Regions from separate parts of the Homo sapiens genome. Here region 2 is linked to region 1. The links are chromatin loops, found by intact Hi-C in ENCODE. Cell type or tissue: gastrocnemius medialis. All regions are shown on one strand. Links, peaks and the distances in the headings refer to the core of each region. The heading gives the core; the rest is flanking DNA.

Region 1 (15,313 bases), core at 2,704-10,703:
ATTTTTCCTCTATTTCACTGGCTGTTAACCTCTCAGCCGTTGCTTCACCTGTTCTCTCAATGCAGGTGCATCCCTGCCTATCCTTAGCTTGGAACACCTCTCATGGGGGACTTTTTGCCCGCAGGATCTCTCCCCTGCAGCAGCTCAGACCCTACCAGATACAGGCCTCCAGGCTCCACCCCACCCAGAGCTCCTGACCGCACAGCCAGCGGCACTGGACACTTCCACCTGGATGTCCCCCAGGCCCTTCAAACTCAAAGGTCATTGCAATGTCCCAGCTATAGTTGAGCCCAGACACACACACCTGCTGCTCCAGGACCCTCTGTCTGATCGAGCAGTCCAGGCCAGAAGCGCAGCAGCCACGGGGATGGACCGTTGACGCTGCTGCTGGGGGACAGGTGCCATGACTGTCTTCCTCACCCCTAGCTCCTTTGTGCCTAGACCGGGCCTTGCACAGAGTTGGTGCTCAGTTAATTTGATGGCATGAAGGAGGGAAGGAAAGAAGGAATCCCTGACTCTTCTCTTTCTGTGACCCTCATTTAAATTATTGGCCTGATTCTGTCAAATCTGAGAATTGTCCCACTCTGGGCCTCCTCTGCCTCCCTGACCCTTGTGCGGGCTCCCTACATCTTGCCTCGCTCAGTGTCACAGCAGCCTCCCAAGTGGCCTTGTGAGCCTGCTGATCCTTTATTCACACAGCTGCCAGGGTCTGGTGACCTCTCCTCTGTTAAGACCTTGCAGCAGTGACCCATCCTCCTGCAGTGCAAGTTCGGACTCCTTGACCTCACAGCCGGAGTCCTTCATGATCTGTGCCTGACTTGCCCTTGACCTGTACTGCAGCTGCATTTCATTCTCTCCAGAGGCTTCTCCTGCTTTCTTGGGCTCCATGCATTTGCTGCTGCTCGGCTTAGTGGAGGCTTTCCAGTGTCCCCACCTGGAGAGCTCCTGCTTCTTCAGCTCACAGGACATCCAAGCCCGGGCATGCCCGTGTCACAGGGCATCGGGCACCGCACACCTCAACAGAGCTCTCGTGACCATTGCACTGCTGCTGTCACTGTCCACTTACCCTCTTCCCACTCCCGCTGGACTGTGAGTTCCATGAGGCAGGTGGGGTTGGGGGAGCATCACCAGGACCCTTGCAGTGCAAGGATGGCCGGGTTCAGGATTGGTGGAAGACAGTGTGATGGAGGCCTTGTACCAGGAGCAGGGCTAGGGAGCCAGCAAGGGGTAGAGCAGCACCCAGGAACCAGGAACAGTGGGGAGCCATCACCCCGCCCTGGAGGGGGTATGAGAAGGAACAGAATTCCTGCAGCCCAGTGAGGGGCAGAGCATGGGATGGGGCTGCCTTCTGGTGGCCCAATGACCAGGAGACCAGCTCTCAGGGTCTAGAGGGGACAGGGGAGAGTACAAGGTAGATGGGGAGGGGATGACAGAGGGGTGGTCAGCATGGCTCACATGCCCTGGCAGAAGTGGTGCAAGACTGTGGAGTAAACACAGGCCACATAAACCACTATGCATGTACATGAGTCACATTTTCAGAATTGTAATCAGTGTTAAAACATCATTTATGTATGTATGAAAAATATTGAACATTTTATTAAATAACTTTTTAACATGGTTTGAAATTTTCTATTTCTCTAAAAACTAGAGTGAGAAAATTCCCAGTCTCTTGATTATTCCTAAGTTAGGCAGGATTGAATCTCAGTGAGGTCAGGCAGGATTGACCTCAGTGCAGCAGGTCTTAGGGCTCTGTCTCTAGAGAAAACAGAGAGGAAGCATTTCAGTTGTCAGAAGTGCTTCTGCCCTGGCAACCAGGGCCTGTAGGGGCTGCATCCAGGGTTGGGAGTAGGTGGTCCCTTCTTGACTGGAGAGCATGGAGCTGGGCCTTGGTAGGGACCCTGGGAGGGCAGAGGGAGGAAGCCCCAGGAGGTCCCAGTGCCCAGAGCTCCTCCCCTCTCACCTCCTCCTACTCCACGGGTTGTAGCCACCAGGGTCAGTGGCAGAGCTGCCTGGGAGGTTTCACCTGCCAAAGAATCTAGGTGGTTTTAGATTAGCTGTCACCAGAAAAGCTCAAGTCTTTGCTTCGGCCATGGGTTCTGGCACTAGGATTGGATGGACTTGGGATCAGGTCTCAGCTCTGTCACCTGCCAACCGGCGGCCCCATTTCCCTCAACAGCACTCCGTTAAAAGCACGGTGAGACCCACATCAAAGAACAAGCCAGGTGGGAGAGCCATCTGCAGCGTGGTGACACCCATCACACGGGTGCCGTGACCCGGTGCTTATGTCGGGTCATCCGCAGGTGGCTGGTGTGGCCCAGGCCCTGCTGACGGAGAGGCTGGACCATCGGGCACCGTGTCTCCCATGTGCAACGGGCTTTTATCTCTCTTGCAGGGTTCTTCTTTGAGCCAACTGTTTTCACAGACGTGGAAGACCACATGTTCATAGCCAAGGAGGAGTCCTTCGGGCCTGTCATGATCATCTCTCGGTTTGCTGATGGGTAGGGAATCCTGCTGATGTCTCAAGGGCCCTGACTCTCTCCCACGTGTTACTGGGGTCTTCATGTGGGCTTTGGGAGGTAGTCTACGGGCAGTCAGGAGGAGAACTCAGGCAGGGCGCAAGCCGTGGACACCCCGCTTGTGCCGCCTGCTGAGTCTCCACACCCCTGAGAAGAGAGCCCAGTGACCTGGGGCTTTGAGTCCCCCCTGTGAGCAAAGGCAGCTCCCTTCCCTGTCCTTGTCACTTGTCACATGCTCCAGCATGTTTCTCACAGCCCGCTGGGCTCTGTTCTAAGGTCTGTTACCATGCATTAAACCACCCCCCACACTGAGTGGCTTGGAATAATCAGAGATTTATTTTAGTCACGGTCTAGGTTCAATGAGGCAAACCCATCTCTGCTCCATGCAGTGTCTGGCCTCAGCTGGGGTGACAGAGTGGCTATCCTGATGCTGCTGGGGGTCTTGCGGGAGGCTTCCTCCGCGTGGCAGCCTCGGGGTTGCCGAGGCACCTGGTTCCCTTCGGAGGCCAGGTGGAAGCCAAAAGGCTCTTTATAATCTAGCTCTTTAGAATCCCAGAGCATCCCTTCCACCACGGCCTGTTGATGAAGCAAGTCACCCAGACCAGGCTGGGCTGGAAGGGAAAAACTGTACTCCACTCACAGTGGGGCCACTGAGGCCCATGCTGTCACTTCTCAGGCCTGCCCCTTGTCTCCGTAGCACCTTGGAGCAAATTGCAAAATCGTGCCTCGTCCTCACATTTTACTATCCAACTACCAAAAAAACCCCAGAAATTATCATCGTATGTCAGTGGTATTAGAATAAGAGACTTCACTGCCACCTAGCCAATAAATATGGTTGTAGTAAGTCTCCAAATCGCTGATGTCTGGTGAATGCCCAACCTGCGGCGGGCACATGTGGGTCCTTCTGCATGTGAGGACCCAGCGGCCCCTCTCTGGGCCCCTGCTCCCAGTCTGTGGAATAAAGGGCTCACCCGATGATCCAGGAGCCCCTGTGGTGGCCACCTGCCCATGGGCCTCTGCCCTTCCTCCTCGCTCGCAGCCCAACCCAACCCAATCTTGCCCCCGGCGCTGCAGCCCGGCACATTTTCTCCTCGGAAGGTCTTATGCAGCTGGGGTGTGGAGTGGGCCGGGGTGTGGAGTGGGCCAGGCTCTCCTCTGCACCTCCCTCAGGGAGTTCTTCCTGGACTTTCTCTCCAGGGACTTGGATGCCGTGCTGTCTCGGGCCAATGCCACGGAATTTGGCCTGGCTTCTGGTGTCTTCACCAGGGACATCAACAAGGCCCTGTATGTCAGTGACAAGCTCCAGGCAGGCACTGTGTTTGTCAACACGTACAACAAGACCGACGTGGCCGCTCCCTTCGGAGGATTCAAACAGTCTGGATTTGGCAAAGATCTAGGTAACCTACTCCTGCCTGTGGGGTTGCTTTCATTTATTCATTCAACAAACATCTGTTCAAAACCACTTAGGGCCAGGTCCTATCTCAGATGCAGGGACGTAGCCTTGAACATGATGGCTGTCAGGGTTCGCTTCTTACTGGGAGGGAACTTGTGACAAGTCCGTGAGCAAGATGCTTGCAGAGGGGGGTCGTGCTGGGAAGAAGGCAAGAAGAGGGGCCTGGAGGAGACACTCCAGCCAGGAGGCACTGGGGGCCTCTCTGGTGTGGTGGCACCTGTGCTACCCAGACCTGCATAGCAGGGAGGAGTTGGCCATGAAGACCCAGGGGCCCGTGTTTCTGGCTGAGGGTTCAGCAGGTCCTTGGGGGAACCAGCTTTGGTCGTGGAGCTGCAGAGAGGCCAGAGTGGTGGGAGTGGGCCAAGGGGGAGCAGGAGGGAGGAGAGAAGGCCTGAGAGGCAGGTAGGGGCCAGATTGAAGGCCCATGGGCCATGGTCAGGGGCTCAGGTTGCATCCTTAGTGTAAAGAGGAGCCATGGGACCAAATGTACCCCCGGGTGAACACCACGGGTGTTGCAAGTCTCCCAGTAGAGGTGAAGTTACTCAGGCGGCAGCAGGCGGGGTCCACCGGCACATAGCAGGCGGGGTCCCCCGGCACACAGCACAGGCTCCCCAGTGCTCTGCCTGCTGGGTGGCATGGAGTTCTGCTCCGGCCCTCTCTCCCTGGGCTGCTCCAAGCCTTGGGCCTCGTCCTGCTCTCTCAGCAGGGGGGACTAGACAGGTCTGATGGGCAAGCTTGGCAAGGGTGGCTGGCAAGGTCCGGGGAAGCCATATGCTGTCTCAGAGGTCCCACCTGTCTCTCCAGGCTCCTGTGCCAGCCCAGAGACCACAGGGAAGGTCATGCTGAGGCTGGGGGTCAAAGGCTGGTCACTGTTTCCAGTTTTCTCTCCTCCCCCTGCCCCCATCTTTCAAGCCCTGCAGAAGCCCCCAAGGGTACCCATGAGAGGGGCCCATGTGTGCCCACAGGGCTGGACTCACATGCACGCATGTGTAGGCTGGACACTCCTGCTTCCTCTGTCCCTGTCGGCCTCCTCTTCCTGCCTTCTCCCAGGCCACCTTCCTGGTGTCCACCAGGGGAATCCATGAGGCCCATGGCCACCCAGGGAAGGCTGTGGCTGCCAAGTCCCCAGGACGTGATCTGGGCCCCTTATGAATCCTCCCCGAGTTCCCTCAGCTCCCTCCTAACCCTAGTCCCCATGTCCTGCTGAGAGGACCAGCACCCTCCTGGGACAGGCCCACAAGCCAAGCCTTCCAAGCAGCCTGCCTGGGCAGACTCAGGACCTCAGAGGGACGGGGCAGTGCCACTCCTGGGGCCAGCCAGAGCTGCTGGGGAGCTGTCAGGCAGCCCCAGGCCTCACACTTGTCATGGGGCTGAGATGCACCAGCCACATAGCACTGCCAAGGCCTGGGGCCTCAGGGCCCTGCGAGGCATCCCCTTTTCCCAGCCACAGCTTGATGCAGACGTAGCTGGGGGCAGCCATGAGAGAAGAGATGGGCCAGTGAGTCTGGGCAGTAACGCCAAGTCTCTCCACCCCCTTCCACCTGAAGGGGCTTCCCACTGTCCAGACAAGGCGGTGGGAGCTGGGGAAGATTCTTAAATGGCTGCCTCAGATTGGCTTTGTATTCTGGGGAGTCCTGGCCCACTATCCACTGCCAGGGATAACCTGGGTAAGATTCATGACCTCGCTGGGCCTCGACTTCTCACCTGGAAGTGGGGTGAGCCAGAGCTGCCCCCACGTGGTTGCTGAGGAATAAGACACTTGCAGCCCCGAGCAGTGCCCTGCCTGTGGTGGGAGCTGCTGTGACCTTTGTGGTGTCTTACAGGAGAGGCGGCTCTGAACGAGTACCTGCGGGTCAAGACAGTGACCTTCGAATACTGAAGAAAGGTCTTTGTGAGAAGAAAGTCCCTGCCCCTCCCTCGTGGCTGGGGCCCCCTCCCTCTTGAGCCTGGGTGCACAGCACCTCCCACCTGGGGGGCTAGTGGAAGCCCTCCTGCCTGCACACCATGTCTGCATCTTGGACGCCCTCTGTCCAGTCAGAAGCAGCCCTTGGCTGGGTGAGGTGTGCCCCTCCCAGGGAGAATAAAGCTTCTGAAGAGAGACCGTCCACATCTCTGCGTTTCTCTGCTCCACCTGTGGGTGTTCCTGGGTGGGCCTGGAAGTTGCGCAATCACCTGGGTATGATGGTGTTGCTTGGCCTGGGAGAGCCAGACACCTGGGGAGAGAGACAGGAGGAAATGGGTGTGGGTCATCTCAGGCCCCAAAGAGCAGAAGCTGCGACAGTCAGGGCTGCAGGAGGTTTGGAAGGGTAACCCCTGGGAAACAGGTGGGAAGACGGGGATTGAGCTGGGTGAGCCCTGGACTGGGAAGCAGCTCAGACTCCCTCAGCAGATGGGGCCGGGCCCTCGCCCCTGCTCTGTCAGCACGGCCGTGCTCTCAGCTGGTAGCCAGCCCGAGGGCCTGCAGTGGAGGGCTGGGCCCAGCTGGGAATGCCAGGCAGAGCTGTCTTCCGTCTGACACGGTGTCTCCTATGTACCTTTATGGCTTCTCCTTGGCCCAGGGACCTGAGCTATAGCTCTCTTTCCTGTGCCCTCTCCCTGTAGGAGCTTGCGGCCCTCCTCTCTGCACCCACATCCTATAGGCACCAAACACTGCAACCTGACCTACCTGCTGTTACCTCAGTTTCCCCACATGGAGCTCTCTTCTTAGCATCTCATCTCCCCACCCACCTGGCTCTGCCCCTCTGGGTCCCACAGGCCCACTGCAGGCCCCTCTGTCCCTCCCACAGGCCCAGGCCATGCTGAGAGCTCCAGGCCCAGCCTCTGCATGTCTGGGAACATCTTCAGGCCTCTCTGTGCGTCATGCTGCCCTTCAGAGGCCTGTGAGTTCCCCGTCTCCTCAGGGATTCCCTGCCCTGCTTTCCTTTATGATTCCTGCTCTTCTAGGAAGTGTGTGCTTCCATAAAGGCCTGTCCAGACCCCGCCTTTCGAAGGCTGCCAGCAGCAATAACAACAGGCAGTGCCAAGCTCCATACTGGCTACACTTCTGTCCCTTGAGCCCCAGCTCGATGCCAGGCAAGAATCCAAATCCTCCATGCATGTTTCTCTTGCTACTCATGATCCCAGGGAGGCAGGAGGTATTTTTATCAACATTTATAAATGAGGAAATGGAGGCAAAGAGACATCTAACTGCCCAAGGCTGCACAGCTACTGTGAAATTGTATTCCCCTTACTTCCCAAGTTAGGAGGACGTTGAAGCTCCCTCTGCCTGTAGAGGAACTCACCCCTCCCAGGTGCCGAGTCTCCCGGAATAGGCCTTGGCTGGGGGTGGCCTGGCAGAGGTGGCTGTGCTCCTGGGCACCCACACCCACCATAGGGGAGGCTCTACTCTCCCATGGCCACCCCACCAAAGCAGGCCTTGCTGGTGATGCCCCGTGCACTGCTGGAGTCAGGCTGAGCTCACAGGCCTTTCTAGAAGTCCAGGAGAAACCCACCAACTCCCACTCTGTGCAGTTCCTCAGAGCCTGAAGCCCAGGCCCAAGCCAGGCCCCCCGGGAGCCTCCTTTTTCCCACTTCCCACCTGCCTTCTGCGGCAGGGTCGGCTCAGACCCCGGCGTGCTCCTGGCATGTCCAGCCTCACATCTTGCTGCCTCCAGACAGAAAAGAATGTGCCTTCACTTCTGCTTAAAGCCTTCTGGGCTCTGTTCCTAGCTCAGAATTGGTCTTCTACCACAATGCCTGGTGCTGGAGATGGCAGCTTCCCGGAGAGAAGCTGTTCCCGTCCCTAGCGGTGGGACTTGCCCTAGCACGTGCCACTTATACCAGAACAGATGAGTCCATGTCAACTGCTTCCTGAGTTCCCTTTGTTCTGCCTCAAACACTACCAGGGCTGGGGTATCCACGGCAGCATCCAAGCACATGCAGCTGCCTCTCAGCCCACAGCCAGGCCGCTCACACTCCTCCCAACAAGAGGTGGAAGCCAGCCTGGTGTCTCCATAGGGTCAGTCCTGGCTTCCCCGTAAACATCCTTCGTGACAGAAGAGCAGGCAAAGCCTCGAGCACAGGCCCATCCAACTCAAACAGAGCCAGGAAGTGCCTCTCCCTGCTTTTCAGACACAAACAGAGCTTGGTTTTAGCCAGGGCGCCCACTGCAGTCACGCTGGAGACCTCTGGTGCAGATGGGCGAGACTGGACCCAGCTTTCCAGCTTTCTTCCCCTTTCCATAATTCTCCTGAAAGTGTAAGGTAAGGACATAAGACTTCGTTATCCCCCAATTTCCTTTCTTTGTCCCCTTCTTTCTTAAGTCATATAACCTCTGCATTTTACCTGGGCACACGGCTGCCCAGAAGAAAGGCTGGATTTCCCAGCATACTTTGCACTAAGTGTTGGTCATGGAACCAAGTTCTAGTCAACAGGATCTGGCTGCAAATGATCTGTGCGGTTTCCAACATGCACCCTGAAGGGGGGTCATGCTGTTGCCCTCCTTTCCCTCCCCGGGCTGGCTGGAAGCAGACCCAGTGACACGGCGATGGGCATTGCCCAACCCCGCGGATGTGGGCAGCACTTGGACCCGGGGGAAGGAGGGGTGTGCGGCTGCCCGCGATGGAGGAAGCCGAGTCCAACATCATGGAGGCTCATCTCCCCCGGGGCGACTCACTGCCAGGCTATTCTGTGGGAAATAAGCTTTTATAAGCTTTTGTGGCCTTTGAGAACGTTTATGTCTCGCCATGTTAACAGAAGCATTTAAGGTGGTTTAGAAGTATAATAAACAAAAATATGCATGAGTGAACGGGGGCTGAGAGGAAAGTGGTGGTGAGTCAAACCCGGAGTGTGGTTGTATCCAGACTGCAGGCTGTGAAACTGCATACCCTTCTAAAGCTGGGCCACAATTCAGCTCAGAGCTTTCTGGCTGCTGAGAGTGCAAGGACACCTGACTGGTGACCTCATTCACGGTGTCCAGATGCCAGAAACAAATTAGTGTTTCTGCTTCCCATAGAGATAACTGCTTCTCATAGAGATAGTAATCCATCTCATGAATCCTCCTTAAAAATGTTTTATAATATAATGACTGCCGTCTTATGTGACTTCATATGGTGGCAAGTTGCACACAGCTGTTTCTTATGACCTTCCCCAGTGTGACTGAATGCACATTAAACCTCCGCCACTACCAGCAGCTCACCAGGGCAGGGAGTGTGTGCATGGGGTGGCAGCACGCTGGATCCAGGGCTCTAGTGCTCTGCTGATCTGACTTCATCCAACTGGGATAGGGTGAGGAAGTGGAATTCACCAGAAGTCTTTCCAGAGAGAGCTTTGCATTTACCTAGAACATTCTGATGTGGTGAAGCTGGGGCGGTGGGACATTCAGAATCAAAGGCTGGCCACAGACTTGCTCCAGGTAATAAAGGGAAGGAGAATCCTAAGGGAGGTGGAAAAGAGAGGAGGGCCCGGTACGTGGCAAGAGGGGGAGGGAGGGGGAAGAGGACCCTCCGTGGCAGAGTGGAGACCTGTCTTTGGGGAGAATACGGGAGTATGTAATGAAAATTCCCTTCCTTTTCTCCCCTCCAAAATCAACAGTTCCTCTTTGTTCCCTGTTCTTTGTGGGAATGACCCCTTTTGGGCAAGCTCAAAGAGGAGTTGATTTCTTTAGCTACAGAGACACAAACAGGAACAGACTGCAGAGCAAAGCCCACCACATCAGGTTGGACTGCACATCCATTAGGCATCCTCCACAAAGGCCGCTATTCCCTCTGCCAACCCACAGTGGACATGAGTAGGACCAAGAAATTAATCCTTGCTGTCATAAGCTACTGAGAGCTCAGGGCTGTGTTGATGGCCACAGTGACAGACTCTGGGTATCAGTTATAACGCAGTTATAAAGTTTTGGAGCAACCAAAACAGCAAACAGTAGAGGAAGAGTTAAAACAATGATTCCCAACCTTAACTACCTGAATATCTTCATTCTACCCTCTTTATTTATTTATTTAGATAGTCTCTGTCACTCATGGAGTGTAGTGGCGCAATCTCAGCACACTGCAACTTCCCCCTCTCGGGTTCAAGCGATTCTCCTGCCTCAGCCTCCCGAGTAGCTGAGACTACAGGTGCCTGGCTAATTTTTGTATTTTTAGTAGAGACGGGGTTTCACCATGTTGGCCAGACTGGTCTCAAACTCCTGACCTCAAGTGATCCACCCGCCTTGGCCACCCAAAGTGCTGGGATTATGGGCGTGAGTCACCACACCTGGCCTCATTCTACCCTCTTTAAATCCTCTAATGAAATTCACAGATCATATTACCAACACATTATCTAAATGATATTAATATATTGCCGTCACTTTAAATGAGAAATAAAGAATAGAAATTTTAAAATAAGATAATCCATGCTTCACCAGGTAGATGGTGGGAAAGTTCCAGTTGCTCCCGGGCTCTGGAGCACTAACTTGAATTCAGATTTTACTCACAGGAGCTCAGAACCTGAGATTCAATTGCAAAGTAGCTGAGGGCTAATCAGATCTGTCCTGGGTTGCCTTCTGCACTGCCTCGTGGTCACAAAAGGCTCCAAGCATGGACTTTAAAAATATTATGAGAAAACATACTTAACATAAAATTTGGCCAGGCACAGTGGCTCATGTCCGTAATCCCAGCACTTTGGGAGGCTGAGGCGGGTGGATCACTTTGAGCTCAGGAGTTGGGGCAACATGGCAAAACCTCGTCTCTACAAAAAAATACAAAAAAAAAAAAAAAAAAAAAAGCCAGGTCATGTCCATCCCTCCTGGAGCAGCTGTCAAGAGAAGTCAGGGCTTGGCCAGCCCACCACTGGGGCCTGTTCCCAGAGGGCCACCTGCCAGCAGTGGAGGGGAAAATGGAGGCCAGCCCTGGACTAAGGCTGCTGGCACCAACCTGGAATCCATTTGGGAAAGATGGAGACTGGCTGGGAACACCAGCTGGACACTGTGGTGGCAGGGTGACAGTGACAAATTGGAACAGTCATGAGGGAAGGTGTGGGCAGGGCCAGGCCTGCCTGGATGCCCATGTCAAGCTCACAGTCAAGCCCTCCCTATTCCTCAGACCTCCCCCGTGGTCCATCTGGGAGCTGGGAATCCTTCCTTCCTTAGAGATTAGTCCCATCAGGGTTTTAGTAACAATAATAAACATAACAGCAGGAAACACTATTGACCTCACTACATGTGAGGCGCCATACTGTTATAGCAGCTCATTGCAAAATACCATGGCCCAGGGGCTTAAACAATACACTTATTTTCTCACAGTTCTGGAGGCTGGAAGTCTGAGGTTAAGGTGCCGACAGGATTCTGTCTGATGAGGCCTCTCTCCCTGTCTTGCAGATGGTAACCTTCTTGCTGGTGTACTTGTGCAGAGGGAGGTCTCCCCTATCTCTTTCCCATCTCTTCTAAGGACTCCAGTCCTACTGGATTAGAGCCCCACCTTATAACCTCACTGAATCTTTACTATCTCCTGATAAGCCCTATCTCCACATAGAGTCACATTGGGGGCTAGCAATTCAACATATGAATTTGCAGGGACCCAATTCAATCCTAATAGCTCCTAACATTGTATGAGACTTTATTATTTACCAATATATCTTATGTCTATCCTATCTTTAGTTTCCACTGAAAACTGCAGTTTCAGCATAGCAGCTCTTTGCCAAGCTACTCACTGCTTAGACTCCAGCCAGGCCTCTGGATTCCTGAACTAGCATTTGCAAGTGCTCTGTGTAAGGGGGAGACAGAGGGGCATGAACTAGTCTACAGGAACTGGTACACACTGCCTCCCACTTACCAAGGTCCCAAGAAGTGGATCCTGTGTGCTGGTGTGGTGACTGCCCTTTGGAGCTTGGCTGCAATGCTTGGTTGCCTCCTTTTCTAGAATGCTCCCATTTTCCCCGTGCTTTCTCCTTGACTGAGGCCAGCTGCTGGTTGCTGTTTGTCATTTTACTTTGCCAGTTTATTTTTCATGCATTAGAGTTAGGAAGAAAATAGTGTCTTGTACCCATAACTCTATGAAAACCAGACAGGCCCAGCTCAAAATTTATAGAGCCCAGGGCAAAAGTACAAGTGAGGGTCCACAAACCATATATCTAAATATTTCATGATTATTGTAAGCCAAAAATAAAATTATAAGTCTCCCAACCAATTGAATGTGTTACAGATAGTTAGGCATGAGCGGGGTAGGATAGGGCTCCCCCTTAATCCACTGAAAATGTTGGGTGGTGGTTCGGCAATTACTGAATTGCCTCTCTAAGAATGCTAATTTCACAGCGCCAGGGAGAGGCCATTTCCTGGTAGTCCACACCTGTTAACAGCAAAATGTTAATTGAATGCAGGCCCCAGGGAGAAGCAACTTCCTGGGCATGCATGTTAAGAGGCAAAACATGGTGAAGTATGATCTTCCGGGGGCACACTCCACTGGAAAAAGGAAGAAAGCCTCAGATGGGCCTGTGTATAACTCCCTAAACACACCACACATGCTCAATTCTAAAAGGTAAGGAAAGCACTGGGCATGAGGAAAACCCACCCTCAGGGAGGAATCATGGGAAAGAAGGGAGCTTATAAAAGTCCTAGGATCATGGTCAAACATGACCTTCTCTCTTTAGCCTTCACGTGCTTGCTCGGGTCTCTTCCAAGCACACCTTCCTTTCATTCCTGTTCTAAGACTTCTTAAATAAACTTCCATTCCTTTTCTGGAACTTGCCTCAGTCTCTTTTTCTGCTCTATGCCCCTCAGTTGAATTCTTTCTTCCGAGGAGGGAAGGACTGAAGTTGCTGAGGACCTGCCAAGACCAGCTCAGTTGGGGAGACCCTAACCCAGCAGCATTAGAGGAATTACACACACACAGAAATACAGAGGTGTGAAGTGGGAAATCAGGGGTCTCACAGCCTTGAGAGCTGAAAGCCCTGAACAGAGATTTACCCACGTATTTATTAACAGCAAGCCAGTCATTAGCATTGTTTCTATAGATATTAGATTAACTAAAAGTATCCCTTATGGGAAACGAAGGGATGGGCCAGAATAAAGGGGTGGGTCTGGCTAGTTATCTGTAGCAGGAACATGCCCTTAAGGCACAGATTGCTCATGCTATCGTTTGTGGTTTAAGAACGCCTTTAAGCAGTTTTCCACCCTGGGCAGGCCAGGTGTTCCTTGCCCTCATTCTGGTAAACCCACAACCTTCCAGTGTGGGCGTTATGGCCATCATGAACACATCACAGTGCCACAGAGATTTTGTTTATGGCCAGTTTTGGGGCCAGTTTATGGCCATGTTTTTTTTTGGGGTGGGGGGGCTGTTCCCAACATGTCCCCCTTTTTTGATTTGCAAATTGATAAAAGCAAAGGCACCTTTGTCACGGTGAGCTACTTCTCATAGGAGTCAGGATCCGCATCTGCAGACTATACAAAGAAAAACAACAACACAGATTAAAAGCATAATAATCATTGAAATCACAGAGCCTCCAAGTGTTTTTATCCATTTTAATGGGTTACTAGCTGCTAATCTGTCTGCAGCTCCTTCAAGCACTCCAGTTCTTGGCATTAAGGTCAGGTGTGCCTGGGATGCTTTAAATATTTGTTTTTTTAATTTTGCAATATCCAAAAACAAGTTTGTAGAGTGTCCTTCTAGATGCTTTTCTATTCTTTCCCAAATTTTGATCTTATTAAAAGCTATTAATAGTTTCCACAAAATCTTATGTTAGCTCCTACAACAAGCCATATCATTTGAGGTTGAGGTGCCACTATACTGCCATGGTTCCAGATAATAGGAACTCTTGTCATACTTTTTATCATTTCTACCATCTGACCGTTTTGTTCAGACCATCTGAACATAGTGTGGCCATGGCATGCAGACTCAGAGGTGCAATTCAAGCTAAATATCCCCTTAGGGGACCAATTAATAATGATTCCATAGGAATCGTTGTGCAGCACCTCTGCCTGTTCTGCAATGCAATCTTCCTAAACAAGTACGTTCATTTTCTGGCCAGGTTCAATTTTGTTTACAAATAGGTTTTTGAGGGCTGTATGCCTCAATTATAGGAACAGATTTATTATGGTAAATACTGAGATCAGAAAGCATGTGTAACTGTGTCATAGAGTGATTACATCCAGGCATTATTGCCAGCCAAGATTGATAAATATGCCCAATAAGTATAATTGTTCTCTGTGTCAGCCCTTGTTGAAGGAATACTCACGGCAATGGTGATCATCACTATCGTAGCTACTATTAAATTACTCATTGTGACTGGCTGTCTCGCTTTCCTTAGGTTTTCTTCTGCCATCTGTGACAGCTTCTTGATCTGTCCTCCGGTGGGTGGTTGTGTTCAACAGGTGTTGCTTGTGACAGTTGGGGTCCTCCTGAGCATCAGCCTCAACACGGCTGCAACAGGGGGTCCTTGGGATCCTCCTGGAATCTCTTCCTTGGCATCTGGCTCATGATAAGGTTTCAGGTGTCTTGATGGTATCCAAATCGGCTGTTGATTTTGGCCTGGAGAGACATAAGCATAACCTCTACCCCAAGTTATTATTTTACCTATTTCCCAATTTTTTGTTATTGGATCTCACCACCAAATCAGTTGTTCTGCTTCTGGCTTTGCAGCTGGTTTCTGTAGATGCTATTCAGCTACTGATAACATCTGGCCTTTGGGCAGGCTCAAAAAATTTAAAGTTAATAATGCTAGATTCAATTGTGTATGGGCTGTCCCAAATCCCTGTTTCTCCCCCTTTTTTGTTTTTATTATCAATTGTTCATCTGTATGAAATTGTAACTGAGCATTTTCAATTAACTGTGTGGAATGAACCACGTATGAAGAATCAGAAATCACATTAATAGGCATATCAAAAACAGTCAATACCTTAATTACAGCTACAAGCTTTGCTTTTTATAGGGAGTCTGGAAAACTTTACTTTTCGAGCCAGAATAAGAAGCTTTACCATTATTAGACCCATCTGTGAAACAATGAAAATGCTTAGCAGGCTGCAGGTTGTTTACTGCAGGAATTATAAATGCAAACTGTTCACAGTCTTGCTCAGCTAAAGGGATAGTAAAGAAACAGTCTTTTAAATCTATGAGTATTAAAGGCCATTTTTTTGGAATTACAGCAGGAGAAGACAATCCTGGCTGTAATGTTCCCATAGGTTGTATAACTGAATTGATGGCTCTTAAGTCAGTTAACATTCTCCATTTACCTGATTTTTTTCTTAATTACGAAAACTGGAGAATTCCAAGGCGAAAATGTTGGAGCTATGTGCCCATTTCCTAATTGTTCAGTAACTAATTTCTCTAAAGCCTCCAGTTTCTCTTTACTTAGTGGCCATTGTTCTATCCAAATTGGCTTATCTGTTAACCAT
Region 2 (15,313 bases), core at 3,778-11,777, 54 kb before region 1:
ATGTTCATATATCAAACCTGCACCTGCACCCCCTGTTTCTAAAATAAAAGTTGAAAGAAAGAGAAAGCTACACCAAAACCTGAATAGGACATTTGTTACAATGAAGTATTTGACACATCAATATTTCTTTTCTTCTTTTCTGCCTCACCCTGCCCTGCCCCGCCCTACCTTGCCTTGCCTTGCCTTTTTTTTTTGAGACATAGTCTCACTCTGTTGCCCAGGCTGGAGTGCAGTGGTAGGGTCTCAGCTCACTCTAGCCTAGACCTCCCAGACTCAAGTGATTCTCATGCCTCAGCCTCCCAAGTAGCTGGGACTACAGGCACGTACTACCATGTCCAGCTATTGTTTGTTTTTGCAGAGATGGGGTCTCACTATGTTGCCCAGGATGGTCTTGAACTCCTGGCCTCTAGCAATCTGCCCACCTCAGCCTCCCAACGTGCTGGGGTTGCAGTCATGAGCGACTGGGACTGGTTCATGTCAATATTTCTTACAAGCATAGATTTAAAAACAAATAAAATACCAGCTCTTCAAATTCAGAGATATATAGAAAGGTTATACATCATGGTCAAGTGGTATTCATTCCAAGAATGCAAAGGTGGCTTAACATTTAAAAATCAATCATTATGATCCACCACAATAAAATAAAAATCTCATGACCTATAGGAAGAACATTTGGTAAAAGTCAACTCCTTGTCATGATTGGCAGCCAGAAATATATTAATAAGACAACTTTCATAATATGCTAGTCTATCTACCAAAATTCCCCAAAGCTAACCAATGGTCAAATATTGAATGGTTTCTTCCCAAGGTCACAGGAATGAGACAGGAACTACTATCACCATCTGTATTCAATATTGTAGTGGATATATTGGCAAGTGCTATAAGAAAGTAAATGAAATGAAAGACTTCAGGATTAGAAAGAAAGAATTAAAACCAACATCATAACATGATTTTATACTTAGAAAACCACAAAGAATCTACACAGTATGAAAATTTATATGTGAAGCAATTAAGGTGCTAGTTAATACAACGTCAGTGTACAAAATCAATTGTATTTCTATATGCTAGCAACAAAAAAGACAAACCAATTTTTAAAATGGGTCAAAACTCGAATAAACATTGCTCCAAAGAAGGTATACAAATGGCCAAAAAGCACATGAAAAGATGTTTAACATCATGATTCAATAGGAAAATACAAATCAAAACCACAATGAAATACCACTTCACAACTACTAGGTAGATCAGCTACAATAAAGCTTTAGGTTATGTATCTTCACCACTACAACAAAAAACATTTTTAAGCTATACTAAATGCAAAGATAGACAAACTGACTAAAGTTTCAAAGATAGATGTGTACATGTATGATCCTTTTCAATGAAGAAACGTCTTTTCAGTAACTAGTGCTGGGTTAATTTTATATGCAGATGGAAAAAAAATTCTGGACTTCTACCTTATATTGTATGAAAAAATCAGTTCCAGAGGGATTGCACATCTAATGTAAAAGGCAAAACAATAAAGATCTTGAATGACAAGGAGAACATCTTCATGAAGTTGGAGTAGGCAAAGATTTTTTAAATAGAATACAAGAACCACTAAACATAAAGGAAATGTTTGATAAAATGTACTATATTAAGTTTAAGAACATCTGTTCATCAAAAGACATTATACGAGGATGAAAAAGGCAAGCCACAGAATTAGGGAAGATATTTTCCATACACATATCTGACAAAGAGCTCAAAGTCTAGATGATTAAAAAACAAAACAGAGCAACAATACAAAAAAACTCCTTTTCAATAAGAATAAAACCACCCAATGGAAAAAAACAGACAAAAGATTTGAAGAGATGATTCCCACAAAAGGATATCCAAATAGCCAAGAAACAGGAAAAGGCATTCGACTTCATTGGTCATCAGGGAATTGCAAATTAAACCCCAATGAGACAGCTGTATTTCATGTTAGGAAAAGCGCTAAAATGAAGACACAAGCCAAAGTGGAGAGCACATGGAAGTGGAAACTAATACAACCACTCTGGAAAACTGGCAGCGTCTGTTAAAGCTGGAAATTTTCACACCTATGACCCAGGAATTCCACCCTAAGTACACACCTGACAGAGATGTGTACATGTGTACCATGAAGACCATGTGCAAGTATCTTTGTAGCATCCTATTTGTAATACCTTTAAACTGGTAACTACCCAAATTCCATTAACAATAGAATGAATAAATGAACTAGAGGTCATCCACATATCAAAATACTCTGCAGCAATGAGAATAAACTCAGTACAACTACATGCAACCACAAAGATAATGTTGAGGGAGAAAATCTACAAAACACTGCATGGTTCCATTTATGTAAAATGAATACATATAAAGGGGATATATATATATATCAAGCGAAACCATTCGATGCTGTTAGAAGTCCCATCATTCTTGGTGAATGTAGTGACTAGAAGAGGCTCAAAGAGTTCCTGGAGTTTTTCTCTTTCTGGTGGTGTTGACAGTGGTGTGTTTGGTTTGTGAAATTCATTGAGCTACACATCTATGATTTGTGCACTTTCTGTATGTATGAAGTACACATTACTTTAATAAAATTTTCCAAAATAAAATCTTATTTTCGTAAAAGGACAATTTAAAGAACTGTATTAAGTGAATAATAGTTCAGGTTTTACAGATATGCGTGAGGTGAATGAATGACCAATCTTTGGAGAATGTGCATGATTAGCTAGGCTTCATTCTACACATCTTCCTTAGTGGAATCCCATTCCACTTTCCACCACCTTCATCCTCAGGCGCCCCCACGCAGGCCCCTTTTCTGTTGCAGCTCAGCTGGACAGCCCCTTCGGCGGGGACTCCCCTTGCTCCTTTTGTGACTCCTGGCTCAGAGGAATAAGCCTAATTTGTAGGCTGAAAGCCATTTGAGAGATGTGGCATCTTTCTCATGAACAAGTGTGACTTGACCAAGGCCATAGAACTGGTTAGTTACAGAAATATGCTCAAATACATATCAAACATCTTGACACCCAACATTCCATGCCAGTTTGGAAGGTTTCAAAAAGAAATCCCCTAATTCTACAATCCATTTCCAGCTCACCTGCTGTCGCATTGAATATTCTGACATTAGGGATCCATTGGGTCATGTGTACATGTTTCATCTGGTCTCTCTTACAGTGGCAGTCTCCCCTCAGTGGCCTGCCACCCACAGAGCCACAGAGGGGACTGGGGTAGAGCAGGCCAGGTGCCATGAACTGCCCTGTCTTGAACCAGGGCTGGCTTCTCTGAGACCAGCGATCTCTGTCTAATTGCTGCCTTATTCCTTCTCCAGGTCCTTCCAACCCTCCTGCTACCATGAAGATTGCAGTGATTGGACAGAGCCTGTTTGGCCAGGAAGTTTACTGCCACCTGAGGAAGGAGGGCCACGAAGTGGTGGGTGTGTTCACTGTTCCAGACAAGGATGGAAAGGCCGACCCCCTGGGTGAGTGAGCCAATGGAGCAGGGAAGCTGATGGAGGGCGGCCCGCCCATCCAGGTAGAAGGGAAGCAGTAGGTGGGAGTCTGGGAGCAGAAGTCTGCAGGGCCTGTGCTCTAGCTGGGAGGCAGCCATAAGTGGTCTACCTTGAATCCTGCTCCAGTGCCAACAGGCTGCTGGGCTTTTCTGGAATAAATTGGAGATCCCCTCCCCACCTGATCATGGGGTGGCATTAGGGTCCTGGAGAAGGGCTATAGAGAAGCCCAGCCTGGTCCCAGGTCCCACACAGAGCTTCTCTGACCCAGCACCCATGATTGGGAAGGTCTCCATGTTCTGAACTGGGGGTCCATATTCTGAAAGGTGGGCATGCGCGGCATCACCATTGCTGGGGCTGCCGTCAAAACACATAGTGCTCTACTTACCCATCAGGGGAGAGACCATGATCACAAAGGTGGTTTTCCCAGGGCGAGTCTTCTCCATTGTACTCTGGATGTGCTGATCCCTGCAATTTCCCCAAAGGTGGGAAACTCGACTTCATAATTTGTGGTAATGGGGAACTGCATTTGCACTCTCCCCTGGCATTTTGTAAAAGAAAAGAAAAAAACACAGAGAGTACTAAGCGCACCCTGAGAGTTTCGGATTCAGAATGAGGTGGAAAAGTCAGAATTAGGTGAAATTGTTAACCTGGGACAAGTTCCTGGGAGATACTGGCATCTCTTGTACTAGGAAAAGCACGTTTTGAGAATCATGGGTCTGGGTCACTGCCTTTGAGCTGGGAACCTCAGCAGACAGGATGCAGGGGCCTCAGCTTGGATGAACAGACCCTCTAGGAACACTGACTGGTCCTTCTCAGGCCTGATGGAGACAGACTGTGGGGCAGGGCTTAAGGATAGAGGGCCAGGATTAGGAAAGGGGGCTTGTAGGCCTGGCCAGGCACAGAGGTGTAGTTTGTTAAGGAAAGCCAGTCTCCCTCAGTGGGGAAGCTGCAGCCTGGCCCTAGAATCAACTCCAACACTCAACACCCAATGCCAGCCAGGCTTCAGTCTTGGACCTGACCACAAGTGACCCATGACATACCCTGACCCCACCACAGCCTGGGTCCTACACCCAGCCACTAAGTGACCACTGACCCCAGCTGCTGACCCTGGACCCAGACCAGGCCTGGCTGGGACTCCTACTTGGCCTTGATCTCAGATGTCCTGAAGCAGTATTTCATTGGTCACTGTGGGACAGCTTTTGCAAGTGCAGTCCAATCTGCTGACATCACATCCCACCCTCTCTCAAAACTACCAGACACCAGGACAGAGTGACAGAGGAGGAGACCGGAGAGGAGAGCCAGTCCAGTCAGGGCCCAAACATCACACCAGAGGCTCTAACAGAGAACTGAATACAAAGAAGTGTTCCTTGGGTATTGAAGAGTGGAAGGCAGAGAGCCCAAAGTTATTGGGGACAGCGACTGCAGGAAGCAGCTGCCACTGTAAGGCTAAGATAAAGGAGGACGCTTTAACTATAAAAACTTGGGAGCTTGGGCCTGTAATCCAGACCTGTGAGGAGGGTGTGCTGGTGACGGGGCAGGAGGAGGGGCCCTGCAGGCTGTATCTGGTCCTCTGGGGTGTGTGTGTGTGTGTGTGTGTGTGCACGCATGTGTGCATATTGAGGCTAGTTCTGCAGATGATGGAAAAACTGATTTAGCCATTGCTCTGAGAAGGAACGACTGTGACTGGGATGAAGAAGCTGGGCTGGGGGAGGCTCACAGGACAGGAACCCACTGGACAGAAAGGAGTGGGGATGCCCTGTTGCCCTTCTTCCCCTTCTTCCTCCATCAGGGAACAGCTGACAAAGCAGAAATGCCATCTGCAGGGGGGCAGTCCCCATCACAGAGTGAGCAGTAGAGGGGGCCGGAAGACAGTAACTCAGTGACGGGGATGGCAAGGCCTCAGGAGAGGAATGAGGGCAGAGGTCAGCCATCTGGGTTCTGGAAGAGGGAGGCACTCAGAGGTCCTGGGGTTCAGCAAAAGTCAGGATGCAGGCAGGGCAGTCCCCAGAGCCTCATGCTTGGCTGGTGCATCCGTCTGTGTTGCCCAGTGGAGCCTGGCTGGGGTGTGGGTGAGGGGGCAGGAATGGAGAGAAGTCCTATGAGCTGCTCTGCTGGGAAGGCAGAGGTGGCTGCGTGTGGGTGGGTTATGGAGAGGGGCCAGTTTCTTATCCACCGTCCCACAGGTCTGGAAGCTGAGAAGGATGGAGTGCCGGTATTCAAGTACTCCCGGTGGCGTGCAAAAGGACAGGCTTTGCCTGATGTGGTGGCAAAATACCAGGCTTTGGGGGCCGAGCTCAACGTCCTGCCCTTCTGCAGCCAATTCATCCCCATGGAGATAATCAGTGCCCCCCGGCATGGCTCCATCATCTATCACCCGTCACTGCTCCCTAGGCACCGAGGGGCCTCGGCCATCAACTGGTGAGATGGGGCAAAAACACAGGGGGCCATCCCCATACATGTCCCTCCATCAGCCTGACTTGTCACTTTCCATTAGCCCAAAGCATTTCTAGGGCTGCAGAGTGGGCATCGTGCAGGTGCCTGTCCTGTGGCTGCCAGATGTCAGCCACAGAACAGGCTGTGCAACGTTATCAATGAGTGAAGGCTCTAGAGCACTGGGAGCAGGTGTTGCTAAGCACTCTGCATTCCCACAGTTATTGGAGAAGCTGGCACTGTCAGTGTTCCCATCCCCCAGCTGAGACAGAGAGGGCACCAGAAGGCGCAGGGACAGAGAGGGCACCAGGAGGCGCAGGGGCCAGGGTGCCACCCCAGGCGGTGGGCTGGGGGTCCTACTCTAACTTCCACTGCCGCTGCTCTGGGCAGCACACTTCGTAGAAAGAGATAAAGATGGAGCAAAGGATGGCCTCCACAAGGTACTCTGAGGGGACAGAATTCCCAAGACAACAAATGGGGTGACAAGGCAGATGGGTGGTCAAAGAGGGAAGACATTTGAGTTGAGAAAAGAGAGTGGATTTGTAGTCGGACTGGTCTGTTGAGATTCAGGCTCTCTGATCTTTGTGGGTGTCGCTTCACTTTTCTGGGCCTTAGTTTCCCTATCTGTAAACCGAGTATACCTGTTATCCCTGCTGTGAGGACTCAGTTACATAAGGCATATAGAGCTTTTAGCACAATTCCTGGCCCATGGTTGTTATCAATACATGCTGTTTTCCTTCTTCCGTTTCCCGCCGGAGCCGGTGTCAGTCCTACCCCTGGGAAGAGAGGGCCTCCTGGAGGGTGGCAGGTCCACGGGCCTGTACCCAGGACATCCTCCGTGGCCCTTCATCGTGGACTCCAGGTTTCACTCTTCTGCTTCCTAGGACCCTCATTCACGGAGATAAGAAAGGGGGGTTTTCCATCTTCTGGGCGGATGATGGTCTGGACACCGGAGACCTGCTGCTGCAGAAGGAGTGTGAGGTGCTCCCGGACGACACCGTGAGCACGCTGTACAACCGCTTCCTCTTCCCTGAAGGCATCAAAGGGATGGTGAGGACCTGGAGCCGGCCGCGCCCTGCCCGCCCCGACGCACCCTCAAGCATCCTCCCTAGACCCAGCCCACCGCTCCTGGAGGCCAGGAATCTGTTCCCCAAATTCAGGATTCTGGAGGGAGAGGAGCTCTCACTTCAAGGTTTCAGAGGCAGGATTAGGACAAACAGTGTATTGTATTAGGAGGGAATCTTGCTCACAACGGACAGAACCCAGCTCAAAAAGCGTTTGGCAAAAAGGGGACATTTTGGGGCCCGTTCAATAGACAAGGAAGGCTAAAGGCAGGGACTGGGTCACACCCTGCTGAATCCAGGAGCTTCAATTATGACATCGTTAGGATTCTATTTCTCTCTCCTTCACTCGTTGATTCTCCTTTTCTCTGTGTGATTTGTTTCATTCTCAGTTTGGCTGCCCTGAATTAGAGGAAAGATAGCCACTATAGCTCAAGGATTCTAATTCTTGATTCCAGGGAAAGAGAAACACTTTTTCTCCTAGAATTCATCAATCACAAATCAGGGGAGATTCTGATTGGCCAGCTTGGGGGTCATGTGATCCTCATGAGCCAATCACCAGCTGGGGTGATGGAGTGCTCTGATAGGCTGTCTCCGTCACATGCTTCCTGCTGGGAAGGCCGTGACCTGTGGTCACATGGCCTGAGCGGCAGGGCGGCTCAGTCACCTGGGCAGCTGGTACTGCTGAGAGGCAGGGTGGCAGGCTATGGGCCGGAGCCCACAGCTGCAGGAGGGGCCCGGGGATCATATGTGAGGGCTGCTTGCCCCTGCCCGAGGACAGGCTGGCAGGGACGGCCACAGGCAGAGGTGCTGTCCAGGCATGCAGCAGGAGGGAAGGAGGCCCTGGGGAGCCCTTGCTGTTTGGGCGCAGCAGGAAGAGCAGCTGCAGTGTCCACTGTCCCCTCGTCCTCCTCAGCTCCTGGCCACTGCCTTTTATTTTTCGGTTGTGTTAAACTTGTCTTCCCCACAGATTGACCAGCTCACAAAAATAGTGAACAAAGTAGAGTTGCTGGAGATTTAGTGGTACAGAGAGGGAGCTTACCTGTGCTTCCCACGGCAAGCAACTCAAATACTCCTTGAAGCTGCACTGTCCAACAAGGCAGCCACTGGTAACATGCAGCTATTAAATCAATTAAAATGAATTATACTGAAAAATTCAGTTCCTCAGTCTCAGCCACATTCTAAGTCCCCTGGCCACCGTGTTGGACCGTGCAGACTTGGAACTCATCCATCACCACAGAGGGCTCCATTGGGCAGCCCTGCCTCAGATGCTCTGACACCCGGTCACTTCCCATTCTTGGCACCTCCCGGTCTCTTCCCTCAGGCTCTTGCTCACGTGGGCCCAGACTCCTTGGCTCTCCTTCTCCCTCTCTGATTCCTTTCCCACCACCTTCCTCTTTCCTGTCACAGAGAAACAACTTCCTGCTTCATCTCAGACCTCCAAACTTCCACCTTCAAGCCCACCACGGGGCTCAGGACCCACTCTCTTTAAAGGCAGAGAAGGCTTAGACAGCAACATGGACATTTGTGTCTGTGTTATACCTGCAGGGCTTTACAGTTTATATAATCATCTAAGATATCAGAAGATGTAAGATCTATGTAATCTAAACCTTTGCCAGGTAGAGAGGACGGGTCTGTGTCCGTTGTGCAATAGAAGTTAGGTTCACGCTGACTCCCTTGTTCATATGGCAGGTGTTTCTTGGGTGACTGCTGTGTACCAGGCAAGTCTGGTCAGTCTGGGGAAGGGTCCAGGCTCAATGTGGGCCCTGGGGCTGGGAAGGAGGCAGGGTCCTATTGCTGGGGATAGCAACCCACTGGATCTCCCCAGGTGCAGGCCGTGAGGCTGATCGCTGAGGGCAAAGCCCCCAGACTCCCTCAGCCTGAGGAAGGAGCCACCTATGAGGGGATTCAGAAGAAGGAGACAGCCAAGGTGAGTGCTGGGTCCCTCCACACCCTCATCCTGCCTGTGAGCAGACTGGGGTTGTAGAGGGCAGCCTGAGGAGGCTGGGGTTCAGCCCAGATGGTGCAGGTTGTAATTCTTTGAGGCCAGAACACAGGGCAGCCCAGGTCAGGGATGCATGAAGAGAGCCGTGGAGGAGGAGGACCCTGGCACCTGGGAGGGTAGCGAACAGGGTCCATTCCAGGTTCTTTCCTGTTCCTCTTTAGGAGGAATGGGCAGACAAAGCCCACAGGGAGATAAGAGTGGGAGTTAGGGGGCAAAACGTCAGCCGTAGTGCGAGCAGTCTTCAAGGCAAGGTGTGAGGGACAGTGCGGGTCTCTGGAGCAATAGCCAGTGGAGGAGCCTCAGAAGCCTGTAGGCTGTGTCTCAGCTCAGGAGTATGGGTTGCTGTGTGGGGACCCACAGGGGCCCTGCCAGTGAAAGGTTGGGCCCTATGGGACGGGCCTGAGTACATTGTGCTGGGGCCTCTGTGTAGGGTCTGGGCCATCTTGACAGCAACAGAACATTATCTTCCCCAAACCATTCTGAAGTCTGCTCAGCCCATGAGAGACTGAGGGTCAGAGAGCACCCAGAACTAGGGGCACCAGCTCAGGGACTCCTGCAAGTGTCTAAGAGGAAGCTGGGGTTACCAGCTGTCTCACAAGAGCTTGGTCCACTGTCCAGATGTCATCAGGGTGGGAGGGGAGTGAGGAGAGACCAGCTGAGCACACACACCTTGCTCCCCACAGATCAACTGGGACCAGCCGGCAGAGGCCATTCACAACTGGATCCGCGGGAACGACAAGGTGCCGGGAGCCTGGACAGAGGCCTGTGAACAGGTGTGTCCCTGCATGGCTGGAATCCAGCCACGTGCATTGGTGTATCCCACTGGCCATTAAACTGTCACACATGTTTGAACTGGTTGGTATAATAAATAGCTACTGCCCTGGCCCCTACTCCCACTGGGTGCCCCCTAAACATCCCAGCCTTTCCCCAGGAGTGAGAGACCTACCCAGCCTGCAGTAGCTAAAGGATAGATGTCCTGCGTAGCTGGAGGCCTCCAGGCCCTTGTAGTGCCCCTGGGGCCCAGCTGTATTGGTGGTGAAATATTTTGAGTCTCACCACTGGGCTTGCGGAGACCCCAGGCCCAGTACTCACTCTGACTTGGCCTCAGGCAGGGTGGAGCAGCACATTCAGGGCCAGGCTGACCGTGGGCAGGCCAGATGCTGAAGATGGGGAGACTTGGGGGTCACAGGCTCTAGTGAGGCATCAGGGGTGGCGGGACTGTGTGTGGTGGACTTTGTGCAAACCTTGAGGGCAGTCTTGTCCCCCACACAGTCTCAGACTCTCCAGACCCCTGACCCCCAGCCGACTGCCCAGACTGTGGCCAGAAGCCTCTCTGCTGTCCTCATCAACGCAGAGCCCTTTGTACTAGCAAATGCATCTTCTGATCAAAGCAACCACTCCTTGGCAGCACCCTGAAGGCAGGTAGCCTCATTCCGTGATGCCTGGAGCACATTCTCCCCCAGTCTGTGCACCTCAGGTCTGAGGCCATGGGCCAAGGAGAAGGGTCTTATGGCAGAGTTGAGGCAGACCTGCCATCAGCTCCCTGAGGCCACTGAGGCTCCTCCAGGTCTTGTTTGTGCCCCAGGAGAAAGGGCCTCAGGGGTCACATGGGCTTTGAGCCGGCTCCCAGGTCTCAGCTACCCCTGGCCCCTCTCCCTCTCCCAGCCCTGCTCAGACCTGCCTGGGCTACTGGCTTCGGGGGCTTCTTCTCACCCACCATCTTCTGATATTTCTCCCCTTGACAGAAACTGACATTTTTCAACTCAACGCTGAACACTTCAGGCCTGGTGCCCGAGGGAGACGCTTTGCCCATCCCAGGAGCCCATCGGCCAGGGGTGGTCACCAAAGCAGGACTCATCCTCTTTGGGAATGATGACAAAATGGTAAGGGCACGGCTGTGGGTCACTTGCCTGCTCAAAGCCACCCATGCTCCTGTCCTTGGACTCAGGCCTCACAGGAAGACCCTAGGCTCCTCTGGAGAAAATGGAAAAAACCAGACCCAGGAAGGAACACTGACCCTGATTTGTCCCTGACCACCCGGCTGGTCCTGAGCACAGGGTGTCCGAGGCAGTTTACCCACTTCTCTGTTCTGGGAAAGCTGGGCTCCCTACCCTTCCTGGCTAGGCACCCATCTCCAGGCTGAGTGCCCTGTGTGGGTGTCAGGCAACCTAGAATCAGAGAGAAGCCCTCCCAGGGAGCCTGGGTTCAGGGCCTCTCTTTGGTCTATCAGAAACACCTCTGGGTGTGGGGTCATTAAGCCTCTGTGCCTCAGCTCCCATCTCTTTGAACGGCGATGCCATGGTAACTTAGCACGTGCAGAGCCTTGGGAGCCATGCCGGCCACCTGCTCTTGTTATTAGCAGACTACAACTCACGGTACCAGCAAACACTGATGGAGCACCTTTTATACCAGAACAATGTATATGCGTTAAATTTAATCTGCCTAACAACACTATGAGATATGTATAAATATTATATCCTTATAGAGGAAAAAAACAGAGATTTAAATAACTTGTCCAGGATCATCCAAGCTAGCCCGTGGCAGAGCTGGGATTCAGACTCTGAAATTCTGGCTCCAAAGCCGTGATGCTGGTCTTGGCCATGGTAGCTTCCTGTTCATATGCACTCTACTACTCCTTCTCACATGAGCAGCCGGGGGTAGGGAGAGGGCAGGCAGGGATCTTCCCACACACTGACAGGGTCCGGACAAACCCCATGGGCGTGGTACCCCCAGCCGTGTTGCTGTGTCCGGCCTACCAGAGTGAGGCGTGGCAGTATGGGGCCTGGCCTTTGCTCGCTCTTGGTGTCCAGTCTGCCATGCTCCCCTGTCAGAAGGTCTAGGCTGCTGTTGATGTCTGCAATGTAGTGTTTTGGGTATCCAAGATTGATATATGCAGTTGCAAGAGAATATCTGTCTGTGGTCAGGTTCCCTAGAAGCAGCATCTAAGGTAAAAATTCTTGTGCAAGTGATTTATTGAGGGAATGTTCCAGAAAATCATGCGAGGCAGTAAGGGCAGAGGAAAGCAAAGCAAAAGTAAAGGTTCAGGAGAAGTCTAGCCTGGGGCTGCTCCCAGGGTGGGTTTTGGAGTATTAACTGCACCCTCCAATTATACCTGCCTGTCCCCACCTCTGTCAGCCTTTGGTTTCAGTGGCCCCTGGGGTGGGGTGGAGGACCCACCAGGCATAATCCCTCGGCCTCTTTGTGTACAGGAGCTCTTATCCATCCACAGCAAGCAAGGATGGGACAGTGCAGGCCGTTATCATCCAGCCCTTGCTGCAGCTGGAGGACAGGGCACCAGCCACAGGGGTCTGAGCAGGGCACCCACAGCATCTGTCCAGAGACCTGCAAAGACAGGAATGCAAAGAAGGCAATTAAGTGTCTTAAGAGGAAGCTGGGGTTATCAGCTCTCTCACAAGAGCTTTGTCCACTGTCCAGAGGTGGTCAGGGTGGGAGGGGAGTGAGGAGAGACCAGCTGAGCACACACACCCTGCTCCCCACAGATCAACCCAGAAGACCCTGGGTTGAAGCATCTCTCAGCCACGCCCTGTGGAGTCTGGCTGGGCTTTAGCTTGCAGAAAGCTCCAGAACATCTTTGAAAGGCAATGGGGCGAGGGTCAGGCCGAGAGGCAAGTTCCAGTTCTGGCAGAGCATGCATACAGAGTACCATTCTTACACAGCCACTCTTAACGCACAGTGACATGCACCCACCCATGAGCTTATCCATAACTCTTTTTGTACATGTGTTTTTTTTCCTGGCCCCTAACAAAAGCATTTGTTGAAAAACTATTGATAAACAAGCAGGCCCCAAACAATTCAAACATCTTATTAAATACAGTAAATCTGAGGCAGACACTAGAGTAGCCCAGAGTCATGAGCTACAATGGGGGCAGTTCATGTCTGGCAGCCAGAATCCCCTTGAACTGATGGCTGGACGCAGGCTCTACCTGGGACCAGCTTGAAGTGCTATCCTGAAGCTGCAGACTGCAGGGCCGGCCAGACCCTTTTTCAGCCTCTCCTCTTCCCACCTCTGTATCCCACACAGGCATCTGGTGATGTTCTCCAGGTGTTTCTGTGGCAGTTCTGGGAGCTACTGGGTGATTGCAAGATTAGTTTTTTTTTCTAAGTTGACTTTCTATGTGGTGCCTGAATGACGTTTTCTTTTTTTGTTCAGTAGGAATCCTTTTTTATAGAAGTAATAAAGTCATTACACTTAAAAACAAAGTGAAAGTGTGGTGGGAGTGGGTGATGGAAAATCGAGCAGCTGGTAGGGGACACAAGCTCTGCAATTCCCTCTGTGTCCCTGGAATAGTGGCCTCCCCACTCTGAACTCATCACTAATCTGAGACTCCCTGCTTCTTCCTCATCTGAAGGTTGGAGACAAGGCTGGAGCGCCCAGCACAGCACCCCTTGTGGGACACCTTCATCACTGCCTCAGGTCCGACCACAGGAACTGTGAAATCCTTCCTTTTGGCCGGGCGCAGTGGCTCATGCCTGTAATCCCAGCACTTTGGGAGGCCAAGGTGGATGGATCATGAGGTCAGGAGTTCGAGACCAGCCTGACCAATGTGGTGAAACCCCGTCTCTACTAAAAATACAAACAAAAATTAGTCGGGCATGGTGGTGCGCGCCTGTAATCCCAGCTATTCAGGAGGGCTGAGGCAGGAGAATCGCTTCAACCCGGGAGGCGGAGGTTGTAGTGAGCCGAGATCGCACCACTGCACTCCAGCCTGGGCAACAGAGCAAGACTCTGTCTCAAAAAAAGAAAAGAAAAGAAAAGAAATCCTTCCTTTTGCAGCTGCTGGTGAAGAATATTCAGCTGGAGGATGGCAAAATGATCCTGGCCTCGAACTTCTTTAAGGGGGCAGCCAGCAGTGTCCTTGAGCTGACAGAGGCAGAGCTGGTTACTGCGGAGGCTGTGCGGGTAAGAGGCAACTTCAGGGCTGCCATCCAGTTGGGCAGGTTGTGCCGTGCACATGTGTTCTGCAAATCACACTCCCCAGAGTTGGGCAGCGCCAGCCCTCTGTGGGTGTCTGTTTTGGCTCCAGGTGCAGTGTTGGTTCTATCTCGTCTTGGAGCTTTCTGTTGTCTTCTTGCTGCTCCTTCCTCTGCAACTGGGGCCCTGGGATCTGGCCAGTTCAGTCTGACTCTTCTAGGGGCTCATTGTCAACACTTAATAAGTGAAACAGAAGCTCCTGGAATATTTGAAAGAGTCAGGTGTCAAGCCCATGTCCCTGTGATTAGAATGTGAGCACTGGAGCCTTCCAGAAAGGCTGCACCAGAGGCAGCATCCCGGGCTGTGACCAACACAAGCTGCCCATAAGGCACACCTGGTCTCCAATCCAGCTTTGCCCCAATATGATGCTGTAGGGAGCTTTCGTCTCTAAGACTCAGTCTTCTCAACATGAATTTCCATCCATGCTCACTTCCTGGAATTTGTTCCTGACCCTTCATGCTCCCTCCCACTGTATCCTTCTTCCCTGGGTGGAGAGAAGAGATCTGGGGGAAGACCTTCAAGAGAGAAGGAACAGCAAATGGCAAGGCCCTAACAGGGCAGAGGCCTCCCTGTGTTCAGGGAGTCACCATGGGAGGGCACTGTAGCTGGAGCCCAGGGGGTGAGGGGCAGAGTCAGGTGGGCACAGCTGGGGACCTTGGGTGTTAACAGCACATGTGCGGCAAGGCTCAGCAAGGATGGACATGAGGCATTTGTGTGATCCAAAGGTGCTGAGAGCCAGCAACTTCCTTCTTGAAAGTGGAACACCTTGAAGGTCTGTTTAAAAAAAATCCTATTTATTCCAAAGATATCCCTGGAGCAGTTGCTCTGGCCCTGACTTGGCCTGCCCTGGTGTTGCAGGGCCAGCTGGACAGACAGCCCTCCTGGAGCCCACAGCTGAGTGGCTCTGGGGATGAGCTGGGGTCATCGTTTGTAGATGTAGACCTGAGTCAAACGATGCTATCTTACAACAGCTGCAGCCAAGTCCTGCATCTGTAAAATGGGAATAACAAGCCCTTCCTCAATGGAGGATTGGTAGAGGAGATAACACACATGAAGAGGTTTAGTTCAGTAGCTGGCATCTTTGAGGAACTCAGTACACATCGGCAATACGTCTAAGCATCTCATGAGAAAAGCAGATACTTCTGGAGTGTGTACTGTGGACAAAAGTTCTCAGAAAATGAGTTTGGAGAACAGAGACTTTATTCCAGTGACCAGTTTGCAAACCGTCCAAAGGCAGCTTCTGGTGTAACAGGAAGGTGCATTCCTGAGAACAACGGGAAGGGTGGGGTTTTATAGCAAAAGCTCTCACCCAGGTTCCCATG

Evidence for each region. A loop is a pair of places that touch in the nucleus more often than their neighbours do. Peaks named below come from ENCODE experiments on the same cell type or tissue, not always from the same donor. Only the 100,000 strongest peaks of a DNase experiment are listed, where the experiment ranks them.
Region 2: a loop joins it to region 1, with 5 times the contacts of the local background. A loop is called at or near these places in 2 of 110 quality-filtered maps.

Annotation. Positions count from the first base shown.
Region 1 is chr3:126,094,326-126,109,638 of GRCh38, reverse strand. It overlaps ALDH1L1 (aldehyde dehydrogenase 1 family member L1), which reads left to right. Exons shown (of 23, transcript NM_012190.4): 21 at 2,393-2,498; 22 at 3,714-3,913; 23 at 5,793-6,069. The coding sequence ends at 5,848. ALDH1L1-AS1 (ALDH1L1 antisense RNA 1) reads right to left here. Exons shown (of 8, transcript NR_190231.1): 3 at 14,158-14,450; 4 at 13,313-13,363; 5 at 5,973-6,182; 6 at 5,674-5,815; 7 at 4,947-5,028; 8 at 1,569-4,106. It also overlaps a transcript of SLC41A3 not described here. Among named protein-coding and RNA genes, the nearest start is that of ALDH1L1-AS1, 18 kb to the right of the region's middle. RefSeq lists enhancers at 5,578-6,399, 8,504-8,693, 8,704-8,753. In gastrocnemius medialis, for the core only: no CTCF peak of the experiment used is centred there; DNase peaks (open chromatin) are centred at 3,818, 7,018, 8,878, 10,178 and 2 weaker places; H3K4me3 peaks cover 446 bases; H3K27ac peaks cover 7,094 bases.
Region 2 is chr3:126,149,012-126,164,324 of GRCh38, reverse strand. ALDH1L1 (aldehyde dehydrogenase 1 family member L1) reads left to right here. Exons shown (of 23, transcript NM_012190.4): 2 at 3,323-3,472; 3 at 5,686-5,920; 4 at 6,817-6,982; 5 at 8,822-8,923; 6 at 9,682-9,771; 7 at 10,744-10,881; 8 at 13,794-13,919. The coding sequence starts at 3,346. It overlaps LOC105374083 (a long non-coding RNA gene), which reads right to left and starts at 4,242. Exons shown (of 3, transcript XR_007096056.1): 1 at 4,150-4,242; 2 at 3,888-4,040. It also overlaps the pseudogene RNU1-30P. RefSeq lists enhancers at 5,699-6,199, 9,140-9,309. In gastrocnemius medialis, for the core only: no CTCF peak of the experiment used is centred there; no DNase peak of the experiment used is centred there.